2 separate regions of the Homo sapiens genome follow, and region 2 is linked to region 1. A link is a loop called in an ENCODE intact Hi-C map of the cell type or tissue named here. Cell type or tissue: prostate gland. All regions are shown on one strand. Links, peaks and the distances in the headings refer to the core of each region. The heading gives the core; the rest is flanking DNA. Region 1 overlaps DPH6 (diphthamine biosynthesis 6). Region 2 overlaps LOC105370765 (a long non-coding RNA gene).

The links. A loop is a pair of places that touch in the nucleus more often than their neighbours do. Peaks named below come from ENCODE experiments on the same cell type or tissue, not always from the same donor. Only the 100,000 strongest peaks of a DNase experiment are listed, where the experiment ranks them.
Region 2: a loop joins it to region 1, with 6 times the contacts of the local background. A loop is called at or near these places in 66 of 110 quality-filtered maps.

What each region holds. Positions count from the first base shown.
Region 1 is chr15:35,438,167-35,454,012 of GRCh38, reverse strand. DPH6 (diphthamine biosynthesis 6) reads left to right here. Exons shown (of 9, transcript NM_080650.4): 5 at 3,210-3,328. Among named protein-coding and RNA genes, the nearest start is that of MIR3942, 74 kb to the right of the region's middle. In prostate gland, for the core only: a CTCF peak has its summit at 9,210 (motif pointing right); no DNase peak of the experiment used is centred there.
Region 2 is chr15:35,068,966-35,084,811 of GRCh38, reverse strand. LOC105370765 (a long non-coding RNA gene) reads left to right here. Exons shown (of 2, transcript XR_932103.4): 2 at 3,617-5,001. NANOGP8 (Nanog homeobox retrogene P8) reads left to right here. Exons shown (of 1, transcript NM_001355281.2): 1 at 1-1,402. The coding sequence ends at 619. Among named protein-coding and RNA genes, the nearest start is that of NANOGP8, 8.4 kb to the left of the region's middle. In prostate gland, for the core only: a CTCF peak has its summit at 6,154 (motif pointing left); a DNase peak (open chromatin) is centred at 6,106; H3K27ac peaks cover 1,192 bases.

The DNA of each region.
Region 1 (15,846 bases), core at 8,034-10,533:
GCATAATTATATTAACAAAAAAAATTGGACTGCATTATTTTTCTTAAGCACAATTTGACCTACAAATAAGTGATTTTGCTAGTCAAAAGGATAAATAGAATAAGATAATGGCTGTATTTATATAATATTTTTATATTCTTGATAAAGAAACATTCCTATTTACTATCTCATTTAAAACCTACATATTAATAGATTTGAACACTTGTTTCATTTTTATTTTATTTATTTTCTCTCTAATTCCATGGTGGATTTAGGGCAGTTAAAAAAAATACAGAATTTTAAGAGTGAATGAAGGGAAAACAAGGTAAAGCATAGTTAAGTGAAGAGAAATATGATCTTACATTTTAGAGGTGTATCAGAATCTCTGGACGATGGATGATGATGATGGAGTGGGGAAGGAGGTCATGTGTATTTTGAGAAACTTTTCCTTACATTCTACCTAGATGTAGATCTACCGTTGAGAACAACTGATCTGCAGATGGAGATGAATTGCATATCCCTTAAGCCAGACATTAGAAATAATAGTATTGTCATCAAGTTTTAGATCATATTCTCTGAGAATTATTTAGTTTAAAAATTAGTGTTTTTTAAGAAGTTCAAACCCACAGGCTTTAATGGGTAGCCAAACTGGAGATAGGGATGACATCTATTTATGAAAGTTAAAAAGCCAAATAAAAATGTGCTCCTGATTAGGAGGCTGCCCATTACATATATGTGTATATATATATGGAAGAAGGGCACATGTCATGCCCATGGGTAGAGACTTTCTCAAAACACAATCACTGGTACACTTCAACACACGGTTGAACAGATGAACAGACGTTATATTATAAAGCATATCTGCAATTATTTTATCCTTGAAACTTCAAAAGTAATGTTACTGGGAGTCCATTGGTCCACAAACTCAATTTTGAATTAGCCTATGCCCAAATTTTAGTTTGTGTTGTATTATTACTAGTTCTTGCTGTCCTCTCACCCAGTGTTTAATGCCTACTAATCAAAACAGCCTCTCTACCTTTTTAAACTAAGATTTATTTTTTTATGGACAAAAAGTTTTTTCTTCCTGTCCTTATCGTAAAATTCGTGGTTGTTGCTTTGAAATTCCTCAAAATCTCTTGACTATAGACTTAAGTAAAATTTTTTAACCTATTTAAGTTCTTTAACAGTTCAAAATATCATGGCTCAAATAAACTTACTCTGTAAATCACTGCTGAATTTGAACTTGTGACATCTATTAAACACTTTACATTCTGCAATTATGTTTGTATTACATGGGTAGTTCACATTTTATTCTTTTTGTATTTATTAACTGCTTCAGCATTGCTTTAGATGTTCTGAGACATTTTAAAAGGGAAAATTACACGCAACAATCTCTGCAATGAGGAAGGTTTTGGTTTTTTGAAAGTCAGGGTATATGTAAATGAAAAAAATAGTGATATTTTTAAGGCCATGTATGAATAAATGACCAAACATGGTACATTTAATAAGTATTGGGATCTCTGAGAGAGAGAGAGAGAGAGAGAGAGATCAATATAGGCCAGAGAAGTCGGCCAAGCAGCCTTACAGATGCTAGGGACGCTGGGTTTTACTTATAAACCTTATAGACACTGGGTTTTAGAGCTATATTCTTGGTTTGAAATCTGATCTCAGCCAGTTAGTGTATGACTTGGGCAAGTCACTTGGCTTTGACTATCATTTATTGAATACCTGTTTTATCCAGGCATTGTACTACATTATCTATATTACCTTTAATTCATTAAACAATTATAGTCCTCTCTGAGAAAGTGACATTTAAGCAAAGGCACGAAACTAGTGTAATAGGCAAGAATGAGCAGGCAGCAGTGAGTGGTAGGATGGAGTGAGAAGAGAATAAGTAGTAGGAAATAAAGTGCAGGAACTAAACAGGGTGAGATCCATGGAGTGATGGGGAGCCACTGGAGGGTTTTGAGCAGAGGAATCCTATGATCTATTTTATGTCTTCTTTTTTTGTTTGTTTGTTTTTTGAGACAGAGTCTCGCTCTGTCGCCCAGGCTGGAGTGCAGCGGCGCAATCTCGGCTTACGGCAAGCTCCGCCTCCCAGGTTCACGCCATTCTCCTGCCTCAGCCTCCCGAGTAGCTGGGACCACAGGCGCCCGCCACCATGCCTGGCTAATTTTTTGTATTTTTAGTAGAGACGGGGTTTCACCGTGTTAGCCAGGATGGTCTCGATTTCCTGACCTCGTGATCCACCCGCCTTGGCCTCCCAAAGTGCTGGCATTACAGTCGTGAGTCACCGCGCCTGTCCTATTTTATGTCTTAAAAGGATCACATTGGCTGCTGTGTTGAAAATGGATTTTAAAAGGGTGAGGGTGGAAGCAGGGAAGGAAATTAGGATGTTGACATGAGAGAGAATGGTGGCTCAAACGAGGTTGTTAGCAGTGGTGTTAGTGAGGAATGATCACATTCTGCATTGTGGTAGATTGGATGTGGAATGCGAAGAAAAGGAAAGGATGATTTCATTTCACATTTTTTAATCCTCTTAAGAACTTTGAAAGGAACTATTTTTGCCCCTATTTATGAACTAGGAAACTAAGCACAAGGACTTAGATTTTACTTGACTTCAAAAGCCATGCAGCTAGAGTACAAAATGAGGTTTTAAATTCAGATGTGTCTTCACTCCAAAACCTATATTTTTTCTACTTTACCAATAATGGAAAATATCTAGTACAGTGCCTGCAGCATTGTACTTTTTTTCTTACTATTTTCTTTTTATTCAAATTCTTAAAAAAAAATTCAAAGTTAGTAGATAAGAATAGTTCACATAACTGTAGCTATTGTTAATTTAATAAATATGTGGCTATTTTATTAGGATAAATTATTGGCCCACTTTACATATGCTTCAAAATTTTGATACCCATGAAAGTTTTAAAAATGAGAGTATACTGGCATTTGTAAATTCTTTTACATAGATTTCTAAACTAAGAGTCTTACTAAAATTAATATTTCTAGTGTGCCTGGAAATTTCATTTTTATCAGTTTATGCATAACCCATGGAAATTAAATATGTTTATGTTGTATATATAAACATTATGCAAAATATGTTTTTAAAAGCATTTTCAATGCTAAAATCCTTGAACGAAGCATTATGTTTCAAATCAAAGTAATTGCTGTGGATCCAAGTATAAAACATTAAGAGATCATCTGACTTTCTTTTTCTTTTTCTTTTGTAGGTGTAAAAGGCTTAATCTCCAGCCTTTAGCTTATCTTTGGCAGAGAAACCAGGAAGATTTGCTCAGAGAGATGATATCATCTAACATTCAAGCAATGATCATCAAAGTAGCAGCTTTGGGTATGCAGCCAAACTATCAAGGGAGCTGTTTGTTGCCACATAGATGATCTCAGTTCACTAATAAGTAGTTAAAATGAACAAAGAAAACTGATTTAGAATATAAAAATGTGGAGTCACAGCTGAAGAAATTGAGTAAGCACCTTCCTTGCATAAAGAAAAGGAAGTTTTAAAGTGGTCTTTTGACCATTTGCCGAAGTGATTACTAGTAAGGCTTTTTTTTTTTTTTTTAACATATAACAGGTTCTAAAACTGATATTGTATTATAGTCCTTCATTTTAAGTTCTTTTTTTTTTAGGGTTTGGAATTTAGGCTTGTAGGAAACAGGAAATACAAGGGTTATTTTTGTTTTGTTTTGAGGTTTTTTGGAAGCTTTTTATAATATGTATTTGACACAAAACATTTTCCTTGTATTTTTTAGCATATTTTGAATAATGCTAAAATAGAATGATGGTTTTGTTTTTGTTATAAAAAATAAATAGGGTACTGGTTTTTGTTGGGGATGGTGAGAAAATCATGTTTGAGAAAAAGTTATCTGATTAGTTAGCATAGACACAGCAGGCAGGTGGTAATCTGATTCAAGTATGGACATTACATATGAGCACATTTAATTTATTTGGAATTTCTATAATTATATTCATTTTTGAGAAACCGTAGGGTTTGAGCCCAGTCTGTTCATTTCGTGAACCTGTTATAGAAAATGCCCTGAAACCTGAGAGTTCCCAAAGCCTAAATCATGTACCTCATTTGAAAGTGTTTACCTTGCAGATCTCTGAAATAACAAGGTCTCAAGCTGTAGAAGATTTTACAGATACATTCAGTTTTTAAATAAAATTAAGAGAAATAGTACAGACCCCATAATATTTCTCCATGGTAAATACCAAGCTACTGTATTCTTGCTGAAGTTGAGGTGTTGTCTTCAGTTGAAGCCTTTATTTAGTGAATCTGTAGTTGATCTCCTTAGCTGTTAAAACAAGAAAGATTGAGTGATATTATGTTTTTATTTCTGAGAAAAGGTTGCTGAGCAGCTCTCATGATTAACGTTATTATATTTGTCATATGAATTTCTATGTGACTCTGTACAGAGTATTCCCTCTTGCTTTTTCTTTGTCTCTCACTCTCTCTTTGAATTTTCTAAGATTACATAATTCCATAATGAAGTTCACGTGACGTCTCACTGAAAGGTACACATACTATTCCTTTTACTGCCCGATAGATAAAAGACTGGATTAGGACCCAGAGAGACCTCCCTTATTGAAAAGATAGTCAAAGAATTTGACCTTATTGCCATCTTTTAATAGTATATAACCGATATTGTGTGTTCTTTCATTTCTATCTGTGCCTCTCTGTAGGGATTAGAGATGGGGAATTAGCTTTATCAAGCCTTTGGGTAAAATGTAAAAACTGAGCTGATTTGTCTTTGGCATCTCAGTAACAAAAATATAGATCTGATTTTAACATTTACAGCACTGCCTGTGTGCTGACTGCCTATAGGTGTGCAAAGATGAAAGTTATTCTTTAGAATAATATTAAAGAAAGGTTTATTAAATGGCACAGTACTTCTGAAGACATAGAAACATATAAATGATGCAATATAGGTTGCTAAGCCTTTTTCCTCCCATTTAAAATTATCAGAACAATTTTAAATGGATTTAAGCCAAAAAAAAGGGACTTTTTTTGGATTTAAGCAAAAAAAAAAAAAATGAGACAATAAGACCTTTCTGTGGGGGAGAGGGATCAGTAAAATTTTGTGGACCATTTTTCTATGAAATGGTCTTATAATAGAAAAAGGTCAGTTCTACATGAATGCATACAAATATATTTTTTATAATTATGGTATGTAACCTTTATGTCTTATAGGCATCAATGAACTCATAAAATTTCTGGCTTCTTTGTTTCATTATAATGTTTTAAGGGACTCATCCATATTATTGACTGAAGCAATAGTGTGTTTATTTTTATTGTAGTATAGTGTTCCCTTGTGGGAGACTGTAATTTAATTAAATTTAATTAACACCACAATTTAATTGTCCATTCTATTATTGATGACATATAGGTAGTATCCAGTTTGGCACTGTGATAAACAGTGCTGCCACGAAGTGGTCATCTTACACATTTTCTATCCCAGACCTAGAACATCCTTTTTTTCAGGAAGCCCTGATTTCTTTGAATGTGAAATGATATATGTCTGTATGTGTATATCTAATGACTCATGAGTTCATGATATTTCACAATCAAATTCAAGACAACATAAGGATTATCATAATTCTGTATTCCATCACTGCACTCTTTCTTCCACAGTGAATCTTGATTATCAAGGTCACAAGAGATATTATTTATTAGAAAATCCCATAATTTTTGGGAACAAAAAGACCAAATAGCAGATCTATTATCCATTCTTTCCAGTAACTGGGGTAGGCTTCCTGGAAAGAAAGAAGAAAGAACTTCTATAATCTTTCTATAAACATATAATTATAGACCTCATGGCAAAAAACAAACAAAGAAACAAAAAATCACTAATGGTATTTACTAGAGGGGAAGAGTATCTTTGGACTGCTTTTAGCAGGATATATCTAGTTGCTAAAAAAGAGAGAGAAATGATAAAGGAAAAACGTGAGACCACTTTTACCTATTACTGGAAAACCTCCTGTTTCTTGAAAGATATATTTGTTTGCAAAGTAACTAAATTGATCACTAGAAAAACTATACTGGTTTAAGGGTTAGTTTGTTCAGTTAAATGATGGTGTAGTAACATTGACTATGAAAGGAAATAATGCTAGGACTCTACTTATAAGCTTTCTAGGATTGCGATATAGGAATGAGATGATGGGGGAGGAGGCAAGTACACAACTATATATCTTTCCCATTTCGTAGATTTTTTTTTTGTTAGTTTTGCCTGATCCAATGGTCCTAGGCTCGAGTTTAAAGTTGCACATACCAAAGGAAAGTGTTGTCAATGCACAAAACACAATATCAATACATTACATTGACAGTGCATATTCTTAAAGGCCTTTAGGGGTATGGATAACTTCACTCTGTGTAGGCAAATTAAGGCCTATCCATAAACACAAGCCAAGTGTCTTGTGATTCTTATCTGTCAAATCCTGTAATATCTGCCAAGGAGAAGTGCTAACAAGGCTGCTGTTTTACTGTCCCTGTGGGTTTATAATACAACCGTTGAGCCAGTTAGCCCAATCATGGGGAAAAGGGTGTGGGTCAAAACAGGTAATAGATGGAAATGGCGGGGGGGGACGTATAAGAGATAGAAAGGCATTATAAGTGAATTCAAGTTCTGTGGAGAGCTGTAACCATGTGACCTTCCATGGCAGAGCCTCAGAGCTAGAAAATAATAAGGTATTTGGTATCTCTCCGTGGTAAATACCAAGCTACTCCATTCTTGCTAAAGTTGAGTTGTTGTCTTGGATATCTCTCTCAAATTTGATGCTCACCTAACTGATGTTGAGAGAACACTCTGGATGTGTTTTCTGGAGAGAAGGGAAATTGGTGATGTATAGCTCTACTTAAAGATTCCACCTATGGCCTGTAATCCCAGCACTTTGGGAGGCCGAGGCGGGCGGATCACGAGGTCAGGAGATCGAGACCATTGTGTCTAACACGGTGAAACCCCATCTCTACTGAAAATACAAAAAAATTAGCCATGCGTGGTGGTGGACGCCTGTAGTCCTAGCTACTCAGGAGGCTGAGGCAGGAGAATGGCATGAACCCAGGAGGCAGAGGTTGCAATGAGCCGAGATCACGCCACTGCACTCCAGCCTGGGCGACAGAGCAAGACTCCGTCTCAGGAAAAAAAAAAAAAGATTCCACCTATGTAATCTAGAGGAATAAAATGGCAGAGTGCCCCTTGATGACTCAATGTAGGAGCAGTTCACTACAGTTACAACTCATTTCTTGGTTTATAGGCTATCCAGTTGTCCCTTGAACTACAAGGTGGTTAGGAGCACCAACCCCCTGCACAGTTAAAAAGCCACGTAAAACTTTTGACACCCCAAAAATTTAACTACTAATAGCCTGCTGTTGACCAGAAGCCTTACCAAAAACATAACAGTCCATTAACACATTTTGCATGTTGTATGTATTACATACTATATTCTTACAATAAAATAAGCTGGAGAAAAGAAAATGTTACTAAGACAATTATAAGGAAGAGAGGCCAGGTACAGTGGCTCATGCCTGTATTCCCAGGACTTTAGGAGCCCAAGATCGCTTGAATCAGGAGTGAGACCAGCCTGGGCAACATAGGGAGACCTATGCCTATAAAAAGTTTAAAAATTAGCTGGGCATGGTGGTGTGTGCCTGTAATCCCAGCTACTTGGGAGGCTGAGGCGGGAAAATCACTTGAGCCTGGGAAGTCAAGGCCTCAGTGAGCTGTCTTTGCACCTCTGCACTCCAACCTGGGTGAAGAGCAAGACCCTGTCTCAGAAAAAAAAAAAAAAAAAAGGAAAAAAAAAAAAAGGGAAAATACACTTATAGTACTGTACTGTATTTATCAATACTGTAAATTTATGTCATCTGTTTACAAAATGAATCATTGTCTGAAATTGCAGGCAACCACAGCTGCAGATCTTGATCTACAGAACATCAACTTTTTCTTATAATGTCATGACTTTTCTCTGCGTCTTGAGAACACATCCAGCATCACTAGTGGCAGTTCGTATGGGTCCCATGTTGTTACTCGAGGTTTACAGTATTTACGCTAAACACAATGAAATATATGCAAGAACCACTAGAGATCACTTTTTACTGTGATACACAATTTACTGGAGACAGAAACTGCTCTGCTCATGCAGAGATGATTAGCATCACATAGTATTTTAAGCAGACACTAGCAACACTTGAGCTCACCGCAGTGGCAATGTAAGTTGGCTACAAAATTAATACAGTAGTAACAATAGATAATAATAGTGAATTTTATGCAGTTATGATTTAATGCTGCATCTTTGTTTACCTTTCTCTCACCTGTGAATGATATGTGCGTGTTTTGATAAATTTCAACCTTTTATAATAGATTTGTATATATTTTATGGTAGTAAATGATAAAATACATGAACAGCTACATGTATTTCATGCATGCATGACATACCTTTCTCTTAATTTTTTCAGTATTTCTAGGCTACATGGTTCATATGTTGAGTTTTTTCAAATTGTCACACATCTCTCCAAATATACGTATTGAAAAAAAAATCCATATATAAGTGGATCCAGGCAGTTCATATTCATGATGTTCAAGGGTCAACTATTTACCATTCAGATCTCTTTTTTTTTTTTTTTTTTGATGATGATGATTTGACTATTACTAATTAAAGTACACAGATGGAGGATTCGGAACAGTAGGACTTTTGCACTCCTTGTGGACATAAATCAAGACAATATGTTGCTAAGACATCTACCTAGGTATAATGGAGAGCAGATTTCTACTGCCTGTTACAGCTTGATTTCCTTCTAATGTAGAATATGTGAATGTGAATGGAATTCATTTAAGGGAATTGGAAGACCACCTTGAGGGAGATGGATTTGGATGTAATGTAATGAATAAATGTTACTAACAACTCCTCTCTGGAGTTATGCAGAGTATGTTTGTGAAAAGCCTATGACACACCCAGAGAGAGCTGTATTTGATACATAATATACCAAATGACAATCTCATGATACTTTTTTGTATGTGTGCAAACTATTTTTCTAAATTGTACAAATTTTACTAATGTACCACAGTAATAACCCATGTTGTTGCTTGATGAGTATTGTCTCTGCTGTCTTGATATTCTGAAGGCATTTTTAGTAATGGTCTTGAGGACCATTACTAATATCATACCAAATCAGACCAAAATAATGTTCCTGAAAGCTCGTGATGAAAAGGATTTGCTAATCCAAATAGAGACACTAGAGGGAGCTCTCTTCCAGGAGACTGGCTGCATCTGGAAATGGCCCTAGAGGGACAAGAAAGCTTTAAATGACTGGACTCATAGAGTATTTAATGGAACATCATATTGGTCAACAGTGCAAGAAGAGGGCTTATACTCTTATGTAGGAAAGACTTTTAAATATTCCAATTGCTATGGAAGTTGTTGTTTTTAAAGATTCATTGCCAGCAGTTCTAGTAGCCAAGCTAATATTGAAGAAAGACTCTTGAATATTCCAATTGCTATGGAAGTTGTTGTTTTTAAAGATCAATGACCAGCAGTTCTAGTAGCCAAGCTAAGGATGCCCACTTATGGAAACACTATGGTTAGCCTAAATTATGGGACATTGCTGAACAGTGTGGCCTTTATATTTGTTCTCCAATGGCCGAAGTATCACAGATAAAAAGGGAATTTGTCTTTCTCATGCTACACTGATTAGAATTGGAAGGATAAAGGAATGACATTATGTTATCCTGAAGGGAGCTTGTTGCATAATGACATCTGGAAGCCAATAACTTTTAAAACCTATACTATGCTATGTATAATTATATCCTCAAGCCAAATGGAATCCCGAATTTATTGAACAATAATCTCTAGTCACTAACCTAGTCACTGTGACTATGAATGTGCATTTAAAAAGGTTGTTTTTGTTGGGAAGAAACAGAGAATGGTATTGTGATTCTAGTTGACCTCATGTGCCAATCTGGGCCAGAGTATAGCAGTGAAGGACCTGGAGAGCTGTTCTGATGGTCTTGGAACTCTACCTTATTTGTTAGGCTGCCTGATTACTTCTCTTCTTGAAATTATCAGAAAAGGTTGAAACTGGGTAAGGTGTCCAATTTGTTTGAGTCTGATTTGACAAGCTGTTATCTTGGTTTAACTCAACTTCATATTTATTTTGTATTACACTATAAAATAAATATCACATTGTATGTGGGGCTGTAGAGAACATATCCTTATGTTTCTGCACAGTTAGGACCTTCTGAGCAAATTTTACAGAAACTTGGGACCTAGGCTAAAAGATGAGCTTTAGAACTTAATTTATGACTGAACAGTTAAGTGAAAACTCCAGAGAGACTTACCTTTCTAGAGGTATCTGTTTACATTTCAAAGGAAGGGTTGAGACCAGGACCTTGGAGACATTTCTTGGGTAGTAAAGCTGGAGACACTAGTTTTTCCCCTCAGGAAGATTTATTTACATTCCAAAGTGTGAAAGCACATATCCTTCCCTTTACTTTTCCAAGGAAACTCTCAGAAGGGAAGGGACAACAGCTGCCTCTTTTTTCCTAAATCAGTACTCAGATTTATTTTTCCAGACCCCTTGCCTGTGGTAGATGAAATTACTTGCAAGATTATATCTCTTTCTCATCACCTTGCTCCTGGAGTAAGAGCTGGGGCAGAGAAAAGTCAGAACAGTATTATTTACTTATTCTTTGTAAGTAATAAAAATAATAATGTGTTCTGCTCCAGAGAACTCTTGTTGGGACTCAGCATACCAATAGATATAGATATTATATTAAAATGGTAACAATATATGAGACAATTTCAGAATAACAATGCTAATGCCACTACTGATGATATAATTTCTGAGAACAGTTAAAAAGAATTTTTTGTATGTGCTTTTATGAATTTCCCCTCTCATTTTTAAGAGATCTTTTTATCTGTATTGTCTGAGCATATAGCTACTATGACTACACATTCCTTATGTTTTAAGTTTTATGGAAATGTAATTAATACACTATGCATGTCACCCACTTAAAATGTACAATTCAATTTTTTTAGTGTATTCACAGGTTGTGCAATCATCACCACAGTCTAGTTTTAGAATTTGTGTTCCCCAAAAAGGAATCTCATGCTCGTTAGTAATCATTCTCAAGTTGCCTCCAACCCCTGCCCCACTGCTCCCAGCTTTAAGCACCATGAGGACTTTGTGTCTTCATATCTTTATAGATTTGCCTATTCTGGATATCTCATATAATTGGAATCCTACAATATGTGGTCACTGTGACTGGCTTCTTTCACTTAGAATAATGTTTTCAAGAATCATCCAAATTATAGCATATATAATTGAGTTCTTTTTGTTGCCATATAATATTCTGTTACAAAGATACGTTTATTTAGCCATTCATCAGTCCATGGACATTTGAGTCATTTCCATTTTTTCTTTATTATGAATAATGCTCCTATGAACATTTGTGTACAAGTTTTTCTTTGGACCTATATATTCATTTCTCTTGGGTATATACCTAGGAGTGGAATTTCTGTGTCATATGATAATTCTATGTTTAACGTTTTGAGCAACCACCAAACTGATTTCTAAAGTGGCTGTACCACTTTACATTCCCACTAGCAATGAATGAGGGTTCCAGGTTTTCACATCCTAGCCAACAGTTAATTATTTTCTGTCTTTCTTATAGCTATCATGGTGAATGTAAAGTCTTATCTCATTGTGGTTTTATTTTGCATTTCTCTAATGGCTAATGATGTTGACCATCTTCTCATGCATTTATTGGCCCTTTGTATATCTTCTTTAGAGAAATGTCAATTAAAATCCTTTGCCTATATTTTAATTATTTGTCTTTAGTGCATTGTAGGTTTTCTTTAATATATATTCTGAGTATAAGTCTCTTATCAAATGTGTGATTTTAAATATTTTCTCCCATTTTGTGGGTTTTCTCTTTACTTCTGGGTGGTGTCCTTTGAAGCATAAACATTTTTAGTTTTGACGTAGTCCAATTTATCATTTTTTTGTTTTGATTACATGTTCTTTTGATGTTATTTCTAAGAAATCATTGCCTAACTTGATGTCACGAGATTTACTCCTATGTTTTCTTCTAAGAGTTTTATACTTTTAGCTCTTACATTTAGATATGTGATTTCCTGGTTCTGTCCTTCTCCCACTGTGTTTGTATATATATGTATACACACACACATACATATATGAGCTCATCATTTTTTTTATTATACTTTAAGTTCTGGGATACACGTGCAGAACATGCAGGTTTATTAAATAGGTATACATGTACCATGGTGGTTTGCTGCACCCATCAACCCATCATCTACATTAGATATTTCTCCTAATGCTATCCCTCCCCTAACCCCCCACCCGCCAGCAGGGCCTGGTGTGTGATGTTCCCCTCCCTGTATCCAAGTGTTCTCATTGTTCAACTCCCACTTACGAGTGAGAACATGTGGTATTTGATTTTCTGTTGCTGTGTTAGTTTGCTGAGAATGATGGTTTCCAGCTTCATCCATGTCCCTGCAAAGGCGACGAACTCATCCTTTTTTATGGCTGCATAGTACTCCATGCTGTATATGTGCCACATTTTCTTTATCCAGTCTATCTTTGATGGACATTAGGATTGATTCCAAGTCTTTGTTACTGTGAATAGTGCTGCAGTAAACATACATGTGCATGTGTCTTTATAGTAGAATGATTTATAAGCCTTTGGGTATATACCTAGTAATGGGATTGCTGGGTCAAATGGTATTTCTGGTTCTAGATCCTTGAGGAATTGCCACATTGTCTTCCACCATGGTTGAACTAATTTACACTCCCACCAACAGTGTAAAAGCATTCTTATTTCTCCACATCCTCTCCAGCAACTGTTGATTGCTGACTTTTTAAAGATCACCATTCTAACTGGCATGAGATGGTATCTCATTGTGGTTTTGATTTGCATTTCTCTAATGACCAGTGATGATGAGCTTTTTTTCATATATATGTTTGTTGGCTGCATAAATGTCTTCTTTTGAGAAGTGTCTGTTCATATCCTTCACCCACTTTTTGATTGGGTTGTTTGTTTTTTCTTGTAAATTTGTTTAAGTTCCTTGTAGATTCTGGATATTTGTCCTTTGTCAGATGGATAGATTGCAAAAATTTTCTCCCAGTCTGTAGGTTGCCTGTTCACTCTCATGATAGTTTCTTTTGCTGTGCAGAAGCTCTTTAGTTTAATTAGATCCCATTTGTCAATGTTGGCTTTTGTTGCCATTGCTTTTGGTGCATAAGGCACATATTCCTGGTGGCTCCTCCCCATTCTCCCAGTGATCATGCAGACCCCCAGTCTGTTGCAGGCATGCCCAGGCAAGACCCTGTGCGGGTTCCCTTATCTGCCTCCTGCCTCTATCATTCCCCCTTCTAAAGAAGGACATATAACTGCCATTAGGATAAGGATAGGGATAAGGATAAAGACTGATCTTTACTGCATACTGCTGACAGAGGGGGTACTGTTTTGGGAAGACAGAATCAGATCTCCCTCAGAGGCCTATTTAAGGTTCCCCGCTTAAAGGGGGCCATTGTTTGAGGCTCCAGTTGCATGACTGTTTGGAGTTCGATGGCCTGAAGGCAAGAGGAGACAAACCTGGTTATTAGAAAACATGTCAAAACGAAACAAAAAGGGGTGGGTAAGGACAGTTTTTAAATCCCAAGGCTGTTGACATGCCTAGATAACTGGTGACTATAGTCAGGGTTGCTAAGATTTGGGTGCATGGGGCTTGGCTTTGGTTAGCCCTCTTTGTCTTATTTTCCCAAAAAGGAAACCTCCAGGTTATGGGCACCTTATTTACTCCCATCACCTGGCAGGATTTTCAGGATAATTGCTCAGAATTAAAATATTGAACCAGATTTTTACATTACCCATCCCTTTTGTTCCTTCTGAGCTGCAGCCAGAGATTGCTGGTTGGTTCACAGGAATAAGCAGTGTAAGCCTAAAATGTAGGCAAGAACTTAAAAAACAACTAATCAGTCTGGAATTTAATGATAAATATGTAAGTTTTGAAACATAATTTCTCTCCAGTCCTCATTTTTGTTAAAAACAAAGCATAATAGGATTGAGTTGTTTGCAAAATAACTTTAGTCTCATACTTGGCTTGATTATTTGCGTAATGTGGAGCAAAGAATAATTATTTCTACATGGGCTTTTTAAATTGGATTTGATGGAACTCTATTCTACAAGGAATCTCAGATAGGACTTTTTTTTTTTTCCTTTTTTAAAGCCAAGCCCTGCCATGGGTTTGTACACTTTAATGACTATGAGTTGGGTGAACTCCTCTCTTCTTGAGGTCCCAAGAACATGGGCTCCTGGACCTGTTAGCAAGTGACATTCTTTACTCACCACAGGTTAGGAACTTTGTACAGGGACTATGTAGACAGGGTATCTACTATAGACAGTTTTCCCAAGCGGTTTTTATTGGATCTGCAAGTTGAGCTTGATTCCTTAAAAGGAAGCATACCCTTCCAGTCAAAGCCTTGATAAAACAACCAGTTTCTCCGATTGCATCCTGTTGCAAGAGAAAATGGATTCTTATTGCACTGATGCAAATAACCATATTGTCATAAGTTAAGAATGCTGACAGTGTCCAAATACTAGAGAAGCCAGGCAGAGAGAAACAAATATGCTCCAAATTTTGTTCACAGGAGTATACCCCACTCTATTAAAGGCTATAAATAGCTCAAAATAAGTTGCCTTGACTCTGAAAACAAAATAAGTATCAGCAGTGTTTTAAAGAAAAGTTTAAAAAGCTTACTCAGTTTTTCATTAGTTCGGTCCATTCCATTAACTCGTGTTCTGTTTGATATTCATCAACATTTCAGCTATTAATATCAACCCTAATTTTCTAATGAAATCTTAAAGACAATTCTATCCAGTCTTAACCAGTTTGACCGTGAGGTGAGATCGTCATAAACCTTTTATAACTCTTTATAAATTTTGCTAAAAAGCAGATTAGTACCTTAGGAAAACTTTGTTGTGCTTTTATTTCAATGCTCAATTTACAGAAAAACCATATAATACCCTTTTGAATCTAGTCAGTGTTCACACACAGAATTTCTTTTGCAAGATTAATTTTTAGAAACCTTCCACAACTTGTTTAAACCTTTGGCTTTATTTTACCTAATTTAAAATAATCCTATAAACCCAGGTAAAAAATTACATTTTGATGGCATTTGCATTTTACCAGTAATCTCCAAGGCTGTTTCCGTTTCTCAAAGACTAAAGTCACATGAACTAAAAGGGGCACCACACTTTTTATCTTCCCTTTAAAAGATATTTGATCTAGGTGCTTATTTTCCTTTAGGCCAATTAATAAGAGCTCTCTTTTTGTAGACATCACACACAACATATATATAACCACACAGACAAACAGAAGCAGATCCAATAGTTATAGGATATTCTGTTTGCCAATCTCCTAACTGGGCTATTGGCCTCCAAATGGGGCCCTTTAAGAGTAGGGCTAGGAAAGCATGCAGTTTCTAGGACCTAATAAACAGGTAAAGCTGGAAGACAAAAACAAATTTTGAGAAAGATTCATCCGCCTCTAATTCCTGGGGCTCCACGAGGAAAACGGAGGCTTCTCCCAAAATGGAATCCTTGGCACCTTTTCTGTTTTTCCCAAGTAATCACAGGCCATCGCTTGAACCAGGGACATGGAGGTTGCAGTAAGCTGAGATCGCACCACTGCACTCCAGCCTGGACGAAAGAGAGAGACTCCATCTCAAAAAAAGAAAGAAAAGAAATGATCTTAGGGCCTCTCATGTGTGTATTAAGGGTGGCAAGACAAAATGGAGAAAAGAATTTAGTCAACTGAGAAAAAAACTTTTTCCAG
Region 2 (15,846 bases), core at 4,633-7,132, 370 kb after region 1:
TGTGTTCTCTTCCACCCAGCTGTGTGTACTCAATGATAGATTTCAGAGACAGAAATACCTCAGCCTCCAGCAGATGCAAGAACTCTCCAACATCCTGAACCTCAGCTACAAACAGGTGAAGACCTGGTTCCAGAACCAGAGAATGAAATCTAAGAGGTGGCAGAAAAACAACTGGCCGAAGAATAGCAATGGTGTGACGCAGAAGGCCTCAGCACCTACCTACCCCAGCCTCTACTCTTCCTACCACCAGGGATGCCTGGTGAACCCGACTGGGAACCTTCCAATGTGGAGCAACCAGACCTGGAACAATTCAACCTGGAGCAACCAGACCCAGAACATCCAGTCCTGGAGCAACCACTCCTGGAACACTCAGACCTGGTGCACCCAATCCTGGAACAATCAGGCCTGGAACAGTCCCTTCTATAACTGTGGAGAGGAATCTCTGCAGTCCTGCATGCACTTCCAGCCAAATTCTCCTGCCAGTGACTTGGAGGCTGCCTTGGAAGCTGCTGGGGAAGGCCTTAATGTAATACAGCAGACCACTAGGTATTTTAGTACTCCACAAACCATGGATTTATTCCTAAACTACTCCATGAACATGCAACCTGAAGACGTGTGAAGATGAGTGAAACTGATATTACTCAATTTCAGTCTGGACACTGGCTGAATCCTTCCTCTCCCCTCCTCCCATCCTTCATAGGATTTTTCTTGTTTGGAAACCACGTGTTCTGGTTTCCATGATGCCCATCCAGTCAATCTCATGGAGGGTGGAGTATGGTTGGAGCCTAATCAGCGAGGTTTCTTTTTTTTTTTTTTTTTCCTATTGGATCTTCCTGGAGAAAATACTTTTTTTTTTTTTTTTTTTTGAGACGGAGTCTTGCTCTGTCGCCCAGGCTGGAGTGCAGTGGCGCGGTCTTGGCTCACTGCAAGCTCCGTCTGCCGGGTTCACGCCATTCTCCTGCCTCAGCCTCCCGAGCAGCTGGGACTACAGGCGCCCGCCACCTCGCCCGGCTAATATTTTGTATTTTTAGTAGAGACGGGGTTTCACTGTGTTAGCCAGGATGGTCTCGATCTCCTGACCTTGTGATCCGCCCGCCTCGGCCTCCCTAACAGCTGGGATTTACAGGCGTGAGCCACCGCGCCCTGCCTAGAAAAGACATTTTAATAACCTTGGCTGCCGTCTCTGGCTATAGATAAGTAGATCTAATACGAGTTTGGATATCTTTAGGGTTTAGAATCTAACCTCAAGAATAAGAAATACAAGTACAAATTGGTGATGAAGATGTATTCGTATTGTTTGGGATTGGGAGGCTTTGCTTATTTTTTAAAAACTATTGAGGTAAAGGGTTAAGCTGTAACATACTTAATTGATTTCTTACCGTTTTTGGCTCTGTTTTGCTATATCCCCTAATTTGTTGGTTGTGCTAATCTTTGTAGAAAGAGGTCTCGTATTTGCTGCATCGTAATGACATGAGTACTACTTTAGTTGGTTTAAGTTCAAATGAATGAAACAACTATTTTTCCTTTAGTTGATTTTACCCTGATTTCACCGAGTGTTTCAATGAGTAAATATACAGCTTAAACATAAAAAAAAAAAAAAAAAAAAAAAAAACAAAGCACATCTTGCACCGGCCTTAATCCATTTAACCCTGAGTTGACACAGCACATGTTTCAGAGAGCATGGGGTTGGGGGTAAGGTTAAAGATTAACAGCATCCCAAGGCAGAAGAATTTTTCTTAGTACAGAACAAAATGGTGTCTCCTATGTCAACTTCTTTCTACACAGACACAGTAACAATCTGATCTTTCTTTTCCCATTTCCCCCTTTTCTTTCCGACAAAACTGCCATCGTCATCATGGCCCGTTCTTGATGGTCACTGTCTCTTCAGAGCTGTTGGGTACACTTCCCAGACAGGGCGGCCTGGCAGAGGCGCTCCTCACTTCCCAGACGGAGGGGCCGGGCACAGGTGCACCTCCCTTCCCAGATGGGGTAGCGTCTGGGCAGAGGCGCTCCTCACCTCCCACACGAGGTGGCGGCCGGGCAGAGGTGCTCCTCAAATCCCAGATGATGGGCAGCCGGGCAGAGGCGCCCCCCACCTCCCAGACGGGGCGGCCGGGCAGAGGCGACCCCCACTTCCCAGACGGGGTGGCCAGGCAGAGGCGCTCCTCCCCTCCCAGACGATGGGTGGCTGGGCAGAGGCGCTCCCCACCTCCCAGACGGGGCGGCCGGGCAGAGGCGCTCCTCACCTCCCAGACAGGGTGGCCAGGCAGAGACGCCCCTCACCTCCAAGATGGGGCAGCCAGGCAGAGGCGCCCACTTCCCAGACGGGGCGGCCGGGCAGAGGCACTCCCCACCTCCCAAACGAAGGACAGCCAGGCAGAGGCGCTCCTCACTTCCCAGGTGGGGTGGCTGGGCAGAGACGCCCCTCACCTCCCAGATGGGGTGGCCGGGCAGAGGCGCCCACTTCCCAGATGGGACAGCCGGACAGAGGCGCTCCCCACCTCCCAGACGAAGGGCGGCCGGGCAGAGGCGCTCCTCACCTCCCAGAAGGGGCGGCCTGGCAGAGGCGCAACTCACTTCCCAGACGGGGTGGCAGCCGGGCAGAGGCGCTCCTCACCTCCCAGATGGGGTGGCGGCCGGGCAGAGGTGCTCCTCACATCCAAGACGATGGGCGGCCGGGCAGAGGCGCTCCCCACCTCCCAGACAGGGTGGCTGGGCAGAGATGCCCCTCACCTCCAAGATGGGGCGGCCGGGCAGAGGCGCTCCCGTCCTCCCAGACGAAGGGCAGCCGAGCAGAGGCGCTCTTCACTTCCCAGGCGGGGCAGCCGGGCAGAGACACCCCTTACCTCCCAGATGGGGTGGCCGGGCAGAGGTGCCCACTTCCCAGACAGGGCGGCCAGGCAGAGGCACTCCCCACCTCCCAGACGAAGGGCAGCCGGGCAGAGGCGCTCCTCACCTCCCAGGTGGGGCAGCCGGGCAGAGGCGCTCCTCACTTCCCAGACGGGGTGGCGGCCGGACAGAGATGCCCCTCACATCCCAGATGGGGCGGCTGGGCAGAGGCGCTCCTCACATCCCAGATGGGGCAGCCAGGCAGAGGCACTCCTCACATCCCAGACGATGGGCGGCCGGGCAGAGACACTCCTCACTTCCCAGACGGGGTGGCAGCCGGGCAGAGGCACTCCTCACTTCCTAGACGGGGTGGCCGGGCAGAGGGGCTCCCCACATCCCAGACGATGGGCGGCCAGGCAGAGACGCTCCCCACTTCCCAGACGGGGTGCCAGCCGGGCAGAGGCTGTAATCTTAGCACTTTGGGAGGCCAAGGGAGGCAGCGAACAATTTCCTAATGAAGTACTGGAAAAGACAACCTTTTTCTCCATTACTATTTGGAATTGTAGATCACATACATCACCTGTTCCAACACCACGAGTCGAATAAATAATGAATCTTTTTATAAAGAGTATCCGTCTTGGAGGGATAGTCCCGTTGTAGAGATGTTTCACTTGTGCAAAATATCCAACATATCTATTCTGACAAGGAGTTTCTACTCCCTGAAATTTATTGCTGTGGGTTTTATCTGTTCGCCTTTCTCCAAAATAATACAGGCTTTCCTCTGCAGTTAAAAATATTTCGGAGGCAATAAGGAGCGCACAAACCATAGTTCCGGTTCTTCCTTTCCACTGGAGATCCACGCAACCCGGGCAGAGGAAGAGATTGTTTCTCCCAAGCCTTGGAGCTCATTCGAGGAGAGACTTGGAGACTTTGTGAGGGAAAGACACAGGGAAACGCTGCCGGCATTTTCCCAAACCTGGACTGGGAGCAGGACAACACTGGGGGATCTTCCCTATCTGGTTCAACCCATCTTGTGCCCCCAATCCCCCTACCCCTACATTTTCTATTTGATGTTTTGGGGGAATTTTTTTATTTTTGCCGCTTTCCTTAGTTTCTGTCTCCATTACAACATCCTAACACTCTAATTGGCTTTGTATGGGACAAACAGGAAGTATTGCTTCTGGCAGGATGGGATTTTCTGTCCTGTTGATTGATGGATTAATTTTTATTGAGCACGGTGTGCTACCAGCGGAACCAAAAATCCAAGATACAATTCCAGCTCTAGGAGTCTATGTTCTAATAAAAGTAAGAACAACATATTCAAACATCCCTGTTTCTTTTTCTCGTCAGTTTCCCTTCTACTGAGACAACTACACAGATAATTTAGGACCCCAAAACATGCTATTAAAAAAGGACCTGACTGGACCAGACAGCTGGGTGGGGGCAGTGGTTTCATCTGAAGAGCTTCAGTCATCATATTGGCTGAGTGGCTGCTCGGTGCTGGACTTTAAAAGAGTTAAACATTTTTCCAGATTTTTTTGGTTACATTCTTATGTCAAGTTAGATTAAACAAAGTTACAGTCTTGAACTATGCAGTAGTTTAAACCCATACAGAAATCTCTTCACTAAAATACAACACAATACTATATGGCTCAATTTCATGAAGGGCTAACGATTTTATATAGTCATATTAAGAATGTTTCATTGTCTCTTCATGTCTGTGATATAAGGATCCAGATCATTTTTTTCATAAATTAGCATCCCCCCAAAGAAGTCTCCTTTCCCTAACTATTCTCTCTTAATCAAGCACCGAAAGCCAGGAAACCCAGGTAATAGATATTTTCCTATTTCCTCAGAGCAAATTTTCGTGCTCAAATGAAAAAACTGTTTCATCTTTGGATCAGTTACAATATTTCTGAACCACTATTTCCTCATCTATAAGATAAAGAATATTGGAGATGATCATTTTGTTTCCTTCCAGCTCTGAACCACCCCAACAGACACAAACTTTCTTGTGTGATTTCTGATTTCATTTGCAACCTTACTCAATTCCAGTAGAAGCTGCATAGGAGCAGGGTCTATGTCCATCTTGTTCAGGTATAGGCCTAGCTCCTAGCACATGAAAGTAGGGCAGTTAATATAATTTGAATGAATAAATTATGTTCCAAGCGATGTGTGTTTTTGATGTGTATTTTTGCTGTAGCATGCCTCAAATCTTTCTATGGAAGAAAGCAGGGTCCATATTATAAATTCCTACCTCTTTTGGAATATATTCTTACACCATATTTGAAATTCTTTCATTTGCTCTGCCTGTGTGGCTATGGCTAAAATTCTGTCATCCCTTTCTCCTCCTTTTTCTCTTGGTGAACCCATTATCTTGCATACTGTTTCATAAAAGGCCCCAACACATAGAACACAAGACTTCCACTCAGGAAGCGGGAGCTTGGGCTGCTGAGGAAGAAGGAAGCAAGGTCCTGGCGTCCACTGAGGCCAGGTCGGGCAGAGTAGGTCTCTGCTGGCCACCAACCTACCAGCAGACAGTCGATCTAACAACACATGGAAGGAACAACACTCCTTGCTCTCTAGGCTAAAAATGTGAACCCGTTCCCCCAAATAAGGGGTCTAATTCTAAAGAACTGGGAAAAAGGAACCCACTACTGCTCCAAAGGCTACCTAGACCCGGGGTTGTTGGCCACTGAGAGTCTCCAGCTGAGGGAAGGGTCAAAATACTTCCAACATGGTTAAATGTGCTGATTTTATTCTTAGCTAAAAAAAATCACAGATTTAGGCCGGGCGCGGTGCCTCACGCCTCTAATCCCAACACTTTGGGAGGCCAAGGCGGGTGGATCACGAGGTCAAAAGATCGAGACCATCCTGGCCAATATGGTGAAACCTCGTCTCTACTAAAAACACAAAACTTAGTTGGGCTTGGTGGCGCGCACCTGTAGTCCCAGCTACTCGGGAGGCTGAGGCAGGAGAATCGCTTGAACCCGGGAGGCAGAGGTTGCAATGAGCTGAGATTTCGCCACTGCACTCCAGCCTGGCAACAGAGCGAGACTCCGGAAACAAAAACAAAAACAAAAAAACAGAGATTTTTCTCTAAACCTAAGGCTTATCCAGAACACTGAGATTATGTGTGTGATAGGTAAACAGTAGGGAGTTAAGGGGTGGAATTATGGGGAGGGTAGGGGAGGAGCGGGAAATCAAGATGAGAGAAGAGATTTACCTGTGGCACCGATTTTCTCCCTCTAAATGTCAGCCTGCAGCGTGGGCCTTGTGGTGCATTTGATAGGCAATACTGCTCTCTAGTGGCCAAGCAGGATGAGCGCAAGCTTCAATTAAATCCCCTTAAAATTTAGGGCCATTTTTGTTATTTTGGATTGCACCTCCAGTTTTAAGAGTGCCTTCTTTTAAATATTAAGAAGAAAACAAAATAGTCATTTTACCCAAGTGCATAACTTCTTATAAAAGCATGCATGTGACTCTTCTCTCCCCTTCCTCACTGATTTTTCCTTGATGTCCCCTTGTACACAGGCACACTCTTTTGGGCCTTCCTAATAAACCACCCGGCCATGGGTCTTGGAGTCACCTGGGGAAGCTTAGAACTTGCTTTACACCTCAGGCTGTGGCTACTTGAGGACCCAGTAGGAAAGGCACAAGATGAAAAGTTGCCCTCACTGTTCCCTCGATGGGAAGACCCTTCCCTCACTCCCTCAGGAGGCTGGTTCCTCCCCAGGTTGCTCAGCCCAGAGGCCACCTGGCTAGAGCAGTCCCACTCCACTGACACCCTCCCTGAGTATCCACATCCAGCACATTATCATTCTATCGGCTTCATGCAGCTCATCACGCCTCAAAATTATCTTTTTGCTTATTTACTCATTTAATGTCTCTCTCTCCCCACACCCCATCACAATACAAGCTTTGTAACAGCAGAGACCTTGTCTATTTTTTTCACTTATATGTCTCCAAACACTAGAAATTTGGCATGTTCTTGGCACACAGTAGGCTCTAAATAAATTTTTTGAATAAATGATAGAGAATATTTAACTTCTAAGCTTTCTCTTCCAATAGCAATCTTTTTGTCTAACACCTTACCATCTCCAGCGTTAGAAAGGTGGGACATGACACTATGGGAAGCATTCCACTAGGGAACTATAAGGCGTGAAATCTCTGCCCATGCATCAGTAGAGGCAGCAGACTGGCATTGTAAATTCCCAGTACTGGGTTTAATTTAATTTTTAAAAGTCTAATTAGGCCCTGGCCCAGTGGCTCACGCCTGTCATCCCAGCACTTTGGGAGGCTGAAGTGAGAGGATCACCTGAAGTCGGGAGTTTGAGACCAGACTGACCAACATGGAGAAACCCCGTCTCTACTAAAAATACAAAATTAGCTGGGCGTGGTGGTGCATGCCTGTAATCCTAACTACTTGGGAGGCTGAGGCAGGAGAATCACTTAAACCTGGGAGGTGGAGTTTGCGGTAAGCCGAGATCATGCCATTGCATCCCAGCCTGGGGAACAAGAATGAAACTCTGTCTCAAAAAAAAAAAAAAAAAAAATCTGATTATATATGTTTCTCCTTGTCTACTCAGAAAAAAATCCTAGTGTATGTAGGTACAATCTTCTAAAACAATAGGAATATACAGAAGAGAAATAGAAAGGCACAGGATGATAAAAAAATTATCACAGTGTTGTGCATAATAAAATGCCAATTGGTAGTTTCATTTAACTTAATTGATTTAATAAACGACATAAACTTATGAGTACATATCGTTGTACCAGGAAAGTTTTACTGTACATTTTTTGGGTAATATCAGTATACGCTATGTCATAGTGACCACAATATCTGCCTCCATTTCTCAGTGTTTTTGACTTAGTCGCAGAACCATTTTAGAAGACCTGGTTTGATAGCCTACTTAGATCAGGGCTTCATTTTCTTTTTGTCTCCTTTATCATTCCTTTTTTTCCCATATGAAATATAAAATGGCATTCTAGTGGATAAAACAAAACAATTTTGAGCTCTTCTGGTTAAAGCCATGTTAGGGACCCGAAAACCTGCCCAGTGGGCTTCCTTTACCATTCTCCTCTCCCCTTCTACCCCCCTCTCATCATGAGAACCCCCAAGTTCCCTCTGTCAAGCCACAGGACTTCTGAACACAGATAGAAACCAACTGGCTGACTGTCCTATTCTACTGTCCTATTAAAATCCCAATATTTGAAATACTCTGCTATTCTATTATTCTGGTGACAGAGCAGAAATTAGCTTATTAAACAAGCTAATGTGTGACTTCTGTACCTGTGCTCAGTCAATAGACATTTGTGGAGTGTGTTCTCACTACGTGTCAGGCTCTGCTAAGTACAAGGAATACCTGTGAAATGGACAGGGCCTTTGCCTTCACGGAGGTCAGTGTAGTAAGAGATACTGATAGTACAATGTACCAAATATGACGATAGGGTGAACACAGAGGGGAACATAGAATATGTCCTGATCCACCCAGCAGGAGCGTGGTGGATCAGGGAAGGTTTGCTTGTTGGAGGTGGTGATATAGATATAGACCTGTGGAGAGCTTGGAGAGGAGTTTTCTAGCTAAGAGGATAACGTGTACCCACAGGCCCCGTGGTTCATCTGAGGGACTGGAAGGAGCTCTGTTTCAGTGGAACATGAAATGTATGGTGTCAGAACAGTGAGAGGAGAGAAAGATGAAGCTACAGAGGTGAGCAGAGTCCGCATCACAAAGAGTCTTGTAAGTCATTGCCAAGAGTCTGAAATTTAGCTGGAGGGCAATGTAAAGCTGTTGCAAGATTGTAATCAGGGAAATGATATGATAATTCAGCTGTAGTGTGAAAATGGCAGCAAGACTGATCAATGAGATCAATGTGGAGAATGTTGTAGTCATCGAGATGAGAGACGATTGTGGTCTGAATCAGAAAATGGCCATTGAGATGGAGAAGATGGATGGATTCAAGAGATATGTAAAAGCTGGAATCAGCAAGACTTCCTTGATTGAATATGGAGCATGAGGGTAGGGGAAAGGAAAGGATAATGCCCAAGTTTCTGGCTTGAGCCACTGAGTGGATGGTGATTCCTTCACCAATATAAGGGCATTAATATGGGTAGAAAGATAATGAGTTTTATTTTGGACATGTGGTGGGACATGTCTATAAGACAATTAAGTGGAAATAGAGTGCAGTTGTGTATAAGGATATGAAGATCAGAAAAACTATCGGCTAAAGATAAAGATTGAGGAGGCATTAGCATACATGGTAGGTGGTACTTGAAGACATGAAAATATATAAGATATCCAGAAGATTTTGTAGAGAAATAGAGGATCTAGAATAGAACCCTATAGGACAACCACATATGTAAGGGGTAAACAGAAGACAGGCCCCAAAGGAAACAGAGCAAAAAAGAAGAACAGAGGTAGAAAATAAATTCTTGGAAGCCAAAGGAAAAGGGTGTTTCAAGGAGATAGTTGTTGACTATGTTGAATTTTGCTGAGCAACAATGGAGAACTGTTCTTTGGATTTAGGAAGAAGGCAGTCATTAGTGACCTTGGTGAAAATAGTCTCAGTGGAAGTAATAAGAGTAGAAATCACATTGCTATAGGGTCAAAGGAAAGGGGGAACGTAGACACAATACTGCCAACAGTTCTTAGGAAGCTTGCTCTGAAAGGAAAGCAAGAGAGATGGTTGGCTGGGTACAGTGGCTCACGCTTATAATCCCAGTACTTTGGGAGGCTGAGGTGGGTGCATCACCTGAGGTCAGGAGTTTGAGACCAGCCTGGCCAACATGGCGAAACCCCGTCTCTACTAAAAATACACAAATTAGCTGGATGTGATGGCAGGTGCCTATAATCCCAGCTACTTGGGAGGCTGAAGCAGGAGGATTGCTTGAACCCTGGGGCGGGGTGAGCGGGGAGGTTGCAGTGAGCCAAGATCACGCCACTTCACTCCAGCCTGGGCGAAAGAGCGAGACTGTCTCAAAAAAAAAAAAGAGAGAGGTGTTGATAAAAGAACAGAAACGTGAGGTCAAAATAGGGTTTTTTGTTCTTTGTTTTTTTAATTCAAGAGACTTGAGTGTGTAGAAATATTTATGGAAAAGAGAGTGTTGTCATATTAATTTTACAGAACCTCAAAGAGGTTAAGCAGCTTCCCCTAAAGTCACACAACCAGCAGAGTTAGGATGCAAACCCAGGTCTGTCTGACTAAAGTAAATACAAACATAAAGAGTGTACAACTTGGCTCTAAGTACTGGCTTCTCAATAGAATTCACTAGATCAGAATCATATTCCAATTAGCACTAGTAGAAAAAATATATATATCATGTTTTCAGCCCTATTAAGAGACCAAGAAACTGAAGCTAAAAGTAAGCATCTGGCTTAAGCTTACACAGCTCACTATTGGCAAATCAGGTCCGGGGCGTTCACTGCTCTTAGTCTTCTTATATTCTACCTTTCATAGCATTTCCGCTTGGTTAAGGAGCCAATTTGGAGTTGGAGAACAAAGCATAAAGTATCTTAGTATAACAACTGATCGGATTAAGCTATTTAGATTTGCCATATACACGTCTGTATCACAGCAAGGGAAACTGCCAACAGAGTAAACAGACAACCTACAGAATGAGAGAAAATAGTTGCAAACTATGCAGCCAACAAAGGTTTAGTATGCAGAATCTATAAGGAACTTAAACAACTCAACAAGCAAAAACCACGTAACACCATTAAAAAGTGGGCAAAAGACATAAACAGAAACTTTTCAAAAGACATCCAAGAAGCCAACAAACATATGAAAAAACATTCAACATCACTAATCATCAGAGAAATGCAAATCAAAACCACAATGAGATATCATCTCAGCTGGGCACGGTGGCTCCCGCCTGTAATCCCAGCACTTTGGGAGGCCACAGCAGACAGATCATGAGGTCAGGAGTTTGAGACCAGCTTGGCCAACATGGTGAAACCCTGTCTCTACTAAAAATACAAAAAATTATCTGGGTGTGGTGACTCGCATCTGTAGTCCCAGCTTCTTGGGAGGCTGAGGCGGAAGAATCACTTGTACCCGGGAGGCGGAGGTTGCAGTGAGCAGAGATCGTGCCACTGCACTCCAACTTGGGCAACCGAGTGAGGGTTCCTCTCAAAAAAAAAAAAAGATATATCATCTGACCCATGACAGAATGGCTTGTAAAAGCCAGAAAATAACAGATGCTGGCGAGGCTGGAGAGAAAAAGAAGCACTTACATGCTATTGGTGGGAATGTAAAAGAGTTCAGCCACTGTGGAAAGCAGTTTTATTTCTCAAAGAACTTAAAACAGAACCACTACTCAACCCAGCAATGAGATTATATGCTCAAAGAAAAAAAAATCATTCTATGAAGAAGACACATGCACTCATACATTAATCATAGCACTATTCAGAACAGAAAAGACATGGAATCAACTAGGTACCCATCAACAATGGATTGGATAAAGAAAATGTGGTACATATACACCATGGAATACTATGCAGCCATAAAAAGAACAAAACCATGTCCTTTACAGCAACATGGATGTAGCTACAGGCCATTATGCTAAGCAAATTAGCAAAGGAACAGGAAACCAAATACTGCATCATGTTCTCACTTACAAGCAGGAACTAAACATTGGATACACAGGGACATAAAGATGAGAACAACAGGGCTGGGTGCAGTGGCTCATGCCTGTAATCCCAGCACTTTGGGAGGCCAGGGCAGACAGGTCACGTGAGGTCAGGAGTTCGAGACCAGCCTTGCCAACATGGGGAAACCCCCGTCTCTACTAAAAGTACAAAAATTAGTCTGGTGTGGTGGCACATGCCTGTAATCCCAGCTACTTGGGAGGCTGAGCTAGGAGAATGCTTGAACCCAGGAGGCAGAGATTGCAGTGAGCTAAGATCATGCCATTGAACTCCAGCCTGGGCAACAAGAGCGAAACTCCGTGTCAAAAAAAAGAAGAGAGAGAAAAACAGACACTGGGGACTACTAGAAGCAGGAGAGAGGAAGGAGGACAGGGGCTGAAACACTACCTATTGGGTACTATGCTCAGTACCCAATAGGCAGTGGAAGTAATAAGAGTAGAAGTTAAAGATCCTGGGTGATGGGGTCTTTCATACCTCAAACCTCAGTGTCATGTAATAAACTCATGTAACAAACCTGCACACATACCCCTTAAATCTAAAATAAAAGTTGATATTATATTTTTAAAAAGTTTTTAATCTACACATGGGATAAAATTTTATGATATTTCTCACACATACTCCCACACTTACAGTACATGTAAACACTAATGAAAATATGCAACTAAAATCTAACCCAGCAATTGCACTCCTGGACATTTATGCCAGAGAAAAGAAAACACAGTCACACAAAAACATGAATGCTCCTAGTGGCTGTATTTGTAACAGCAAAAAAAGTAATCAGCATCAATGTCCTTCAACAGGTGAATGGTTAAATAAACTGTGGCGCATACATACCATGAAATACTACTCTGTAATCAAAAGGAGGAAACAATTGATACACACAAGTTGGATGTATGTCCAGGGAATTTTGCTGGGTGAAAAAGAAAGCCCATTCCAAAAGATTACAGGCTATAGATTCCATTTACATAAAATGACAAACTTACAGAGATACACAGCAGATTAGTGGTTGCCACGGGTCGTATTGGGATGGGGGATCCGGAGGAAAGTAGGTGTGGTTATAAAAGGGCAAGAACTGTTCAATATCTTGATCGTATTGGTTGATACACGAATCTACATGGGTGATAAAATTGTGTAGAGCTTAATACAAACACAAACGAATAAAAGTAAAATTGTTGAAATACAAATAATGTCAGTGGATTGTATTGATGTCAATATCTTAGTTGCAATATACCATAGTTTAGCAAAATGGTAGCATTGGAGGATACTGGGCAAAGTGTACAAGGGACCTTTTTGTATTGTTTCTTACAACTGCATATCAAAATTATCTCAATAAAAATTGTAATAAAGGCCGGGCGCGGTGGCTCACACGCCTGTAATCCCAGCACTTTGGGAGGCCGAGGCGGGCGGATCACGAGGTCAGGTGATCAGGACCATCCTGGCTAACACCGTGAAACTCCGTCTCTACTAAAAAAAAACGTACAAAAAATTAGCTGGTCGTGGTGGCGGGCGCCTGTATCCCAGCTACTCGGGAGGCTGAGGCAGGAGAATGGCGTGAACCCAGGAGGTGGAGCTTGCAATGAGCCGAGATCGCGCCACTGCACTCCAGCCTAGACGACAGAGCAAGACTATGTCTCAAAAAAAAAAAATTGTAATAAAAAGAGAAAAAAAAATCCATGTCACTCTTTGTGAGCCCAAAGTGGTCTAAAAACTGCTCAGCATGCTAACATGTAAATTCTACTTATTTAAAGTAGAATTGTGACGGTATATACTAAGCCTATGTTATAGTTCTAGTAAAAAATAACAAAATCGGCAGTTTTTCAACTCAGTGTCTTTGACTTGGTTAAACAAATGTGTAATTATTGTCAAAATTTTCCTCAGGGAAATGAATATATCATTTTTGCACTTCTTGTATGGTTTACCAAAAAGTTGAGTAACTGCAGATTGCATAATTGAAGGAAGTTTTGAAAATGAAAGCTGTAGGTAGGTGAAGTGGCTCACGCCTGTAATCCCCGCACTTTGGGAGGCCGAGGCCGGCGGATGACCTGAGGTCAGGAGTTTGAGACCAGTCTGGCCAACAAGGCGAAACCCTGTAAATTAGCCAGGCATGGTGCCGTGCGCCTGTAATCCCAGCTACCCGGGAGGCTGAGGCCTGAGACTCGCTTGAACCCAGGGGGCGGAGCTTGGAGTAAGCCGAGATCGCACCCCTGCACTCCAGCCTGGGCAACAGAGCGACACTCCGTCTCAAAAAAAAAAAAAAAAAGAAATATAGAAATAATGTCTCCCTCCAGAGCAAAGGGCAGTCTGCTTACTGCCCATTATAAAAGATTCAGGTTTTTTAAGCTTAGAGTTCTTCTCCTAGAGCACAATCCACCATTTGCTGGCACCCCTTGAAACTTCAGGCCAGGGGAGCTGTACAAATGTACTCATGCTCATGCTGCTGGCTGAGCCATGAGTAATAATGTCCTTTGCCTCTGACCCAGAAGTCTACTGTCTTCTGCCAGCATCCAGAAGCTTGGAAATAGAGCAAAATCTCAGATCTATTACAGGTCTTCAAACCTTATACGATTTAAAGATTAAATGAGTTTGTTTGTTTGTTTGTTTGTTTATTGAGATGGAGTCTCACTCTGTCGCCCAGGCTGGAGTGCAGTGGCGTGATCTGGGCTCACTGCAACCTCCGCCTCCCAGGTTCAAGCGATTCTCCTGTCTCACCCTCCAGGATAACTGAGATTACAGGCACCCACCACCACACCCAGCTAAGTTTTTTTATTTTAGTAGAGACGGGGTTTCACCGTGTTGCCCAGGCTGGTCATGAACTCCTGAGCTCAGGCAATCCACCCGCCTCAGCCTCCCAAAGTGCTAGGATTACAGGTGTGAGCCACCAAGCCCGGCCACGAGTTTCTTCATTTAAAATGCTTAGCACAGCCAGGCGCAGTGGCTCATGCCTGTAATCCCAATACTTTGGGAGGCCAAGGCAGGTGGATCACGAAGTCAGGAGGTGGAGACCATCCTGGCCAACATGGTGAAACCCCATCTCTACTAAAAATACAAAATTAGCCAGGCGTGGTGGTGCATGCCTGTAGTCCCAGCTACACAGGAGGCTGAGGCCAGAGAATTGCTTGAACCTGGGAGGCAGAGGCTGCAGTGAGCTGAGATCACACTACTGCACTCCAGCTTGGGCAACAGGCAGGACTCTGTCTCAAAAAAAAAAAAAAAAAAAAAGTGCTTAGCACAATTCTTGGTACTTGGTAAACATTCAATAAATGCTCGCTCTACTTACATTATAACCATCAAAATACAGGTATGCCACTGGGAGAGCCACGTAAATAAATGTGTGTGTGTATGCTTGAAATCCCCCGAGCAGGAATTTAGTCCTGTGGGTTAAGGCTTTATATTTCAAAGTGTATGCTTTTATATATTCCAGGTACAAGGGCCCATAGGGAGATTACTTTCATAGCTGTTCTTTGCTATGGACACCTCATAATCTATCCACATCCCCTGGTAATCAATGTTCATTTCTCATAGCAGAGCCTGGCAAGGGAAATCTTAGGAGGTGTTCATTTTACGTGATTGGAAGAGAGATTTTGAACATGAGTTGTTGTCTAGGTAAACAAATTTGAGTAGGACCCAAGAATCTCATCATGAGAACATGGTATGTATTTGTCTTGCTCACAACTTTATTCCCAACATCTAGCACAAGGTCTAGCACACAGCAGAAGCTTAGAAAATATTTGTTGAGTGAGTGAATTTCTATGACAGAAAGAAATTCAGGGGAGTCTTTCTTTTCCTTGGCCATCCAGAAATAGATGTCTGAGTTATTGAAGTGCCCCGTCCTCAAATTATCCCTGCCAAACTTGGCAACCATTTCACCTACTGAAAAGAAACTCCATCAAAAATCTAAGATAAAAAGAAATGATAAAATAACAAAACAAACTTTTGACCCACTTTGTTGTGCATTGGAAGGCACGCTTTGGCAGACAAAAAGGCTCAATGCTGTGTAATTGTCGTCAGTGTTTCACTTAATATTTTAATGAGCTGAGCAACTGACATTTTGACTGAACACATGCCTTTGGTGGCTCTTGTTGCTAAGCAAAAGAGTGTATAAAAAGCTTGTTGTCCTTTTTTTTAAAAAAAAAATAATTTCTTAAAACGCAAATACATCCCAACTGCCACTTGGATTTCTACAGAGACAATTCCTGTCATCCTTCCTCCTTCCTGCCCAAGCCAGCTCTTCTCATCATTTCCTCTGCTCCCGCAGAGTTGCTGAGTTGGGTTCCACGCTCCTCTGCTAGTTCCTGGATTCACAGCAGATCCTTCTGAGCCAGGACATGTCTGCCAGGACAGGCAGTGCCATTTTTAGCTATTTCTCTCC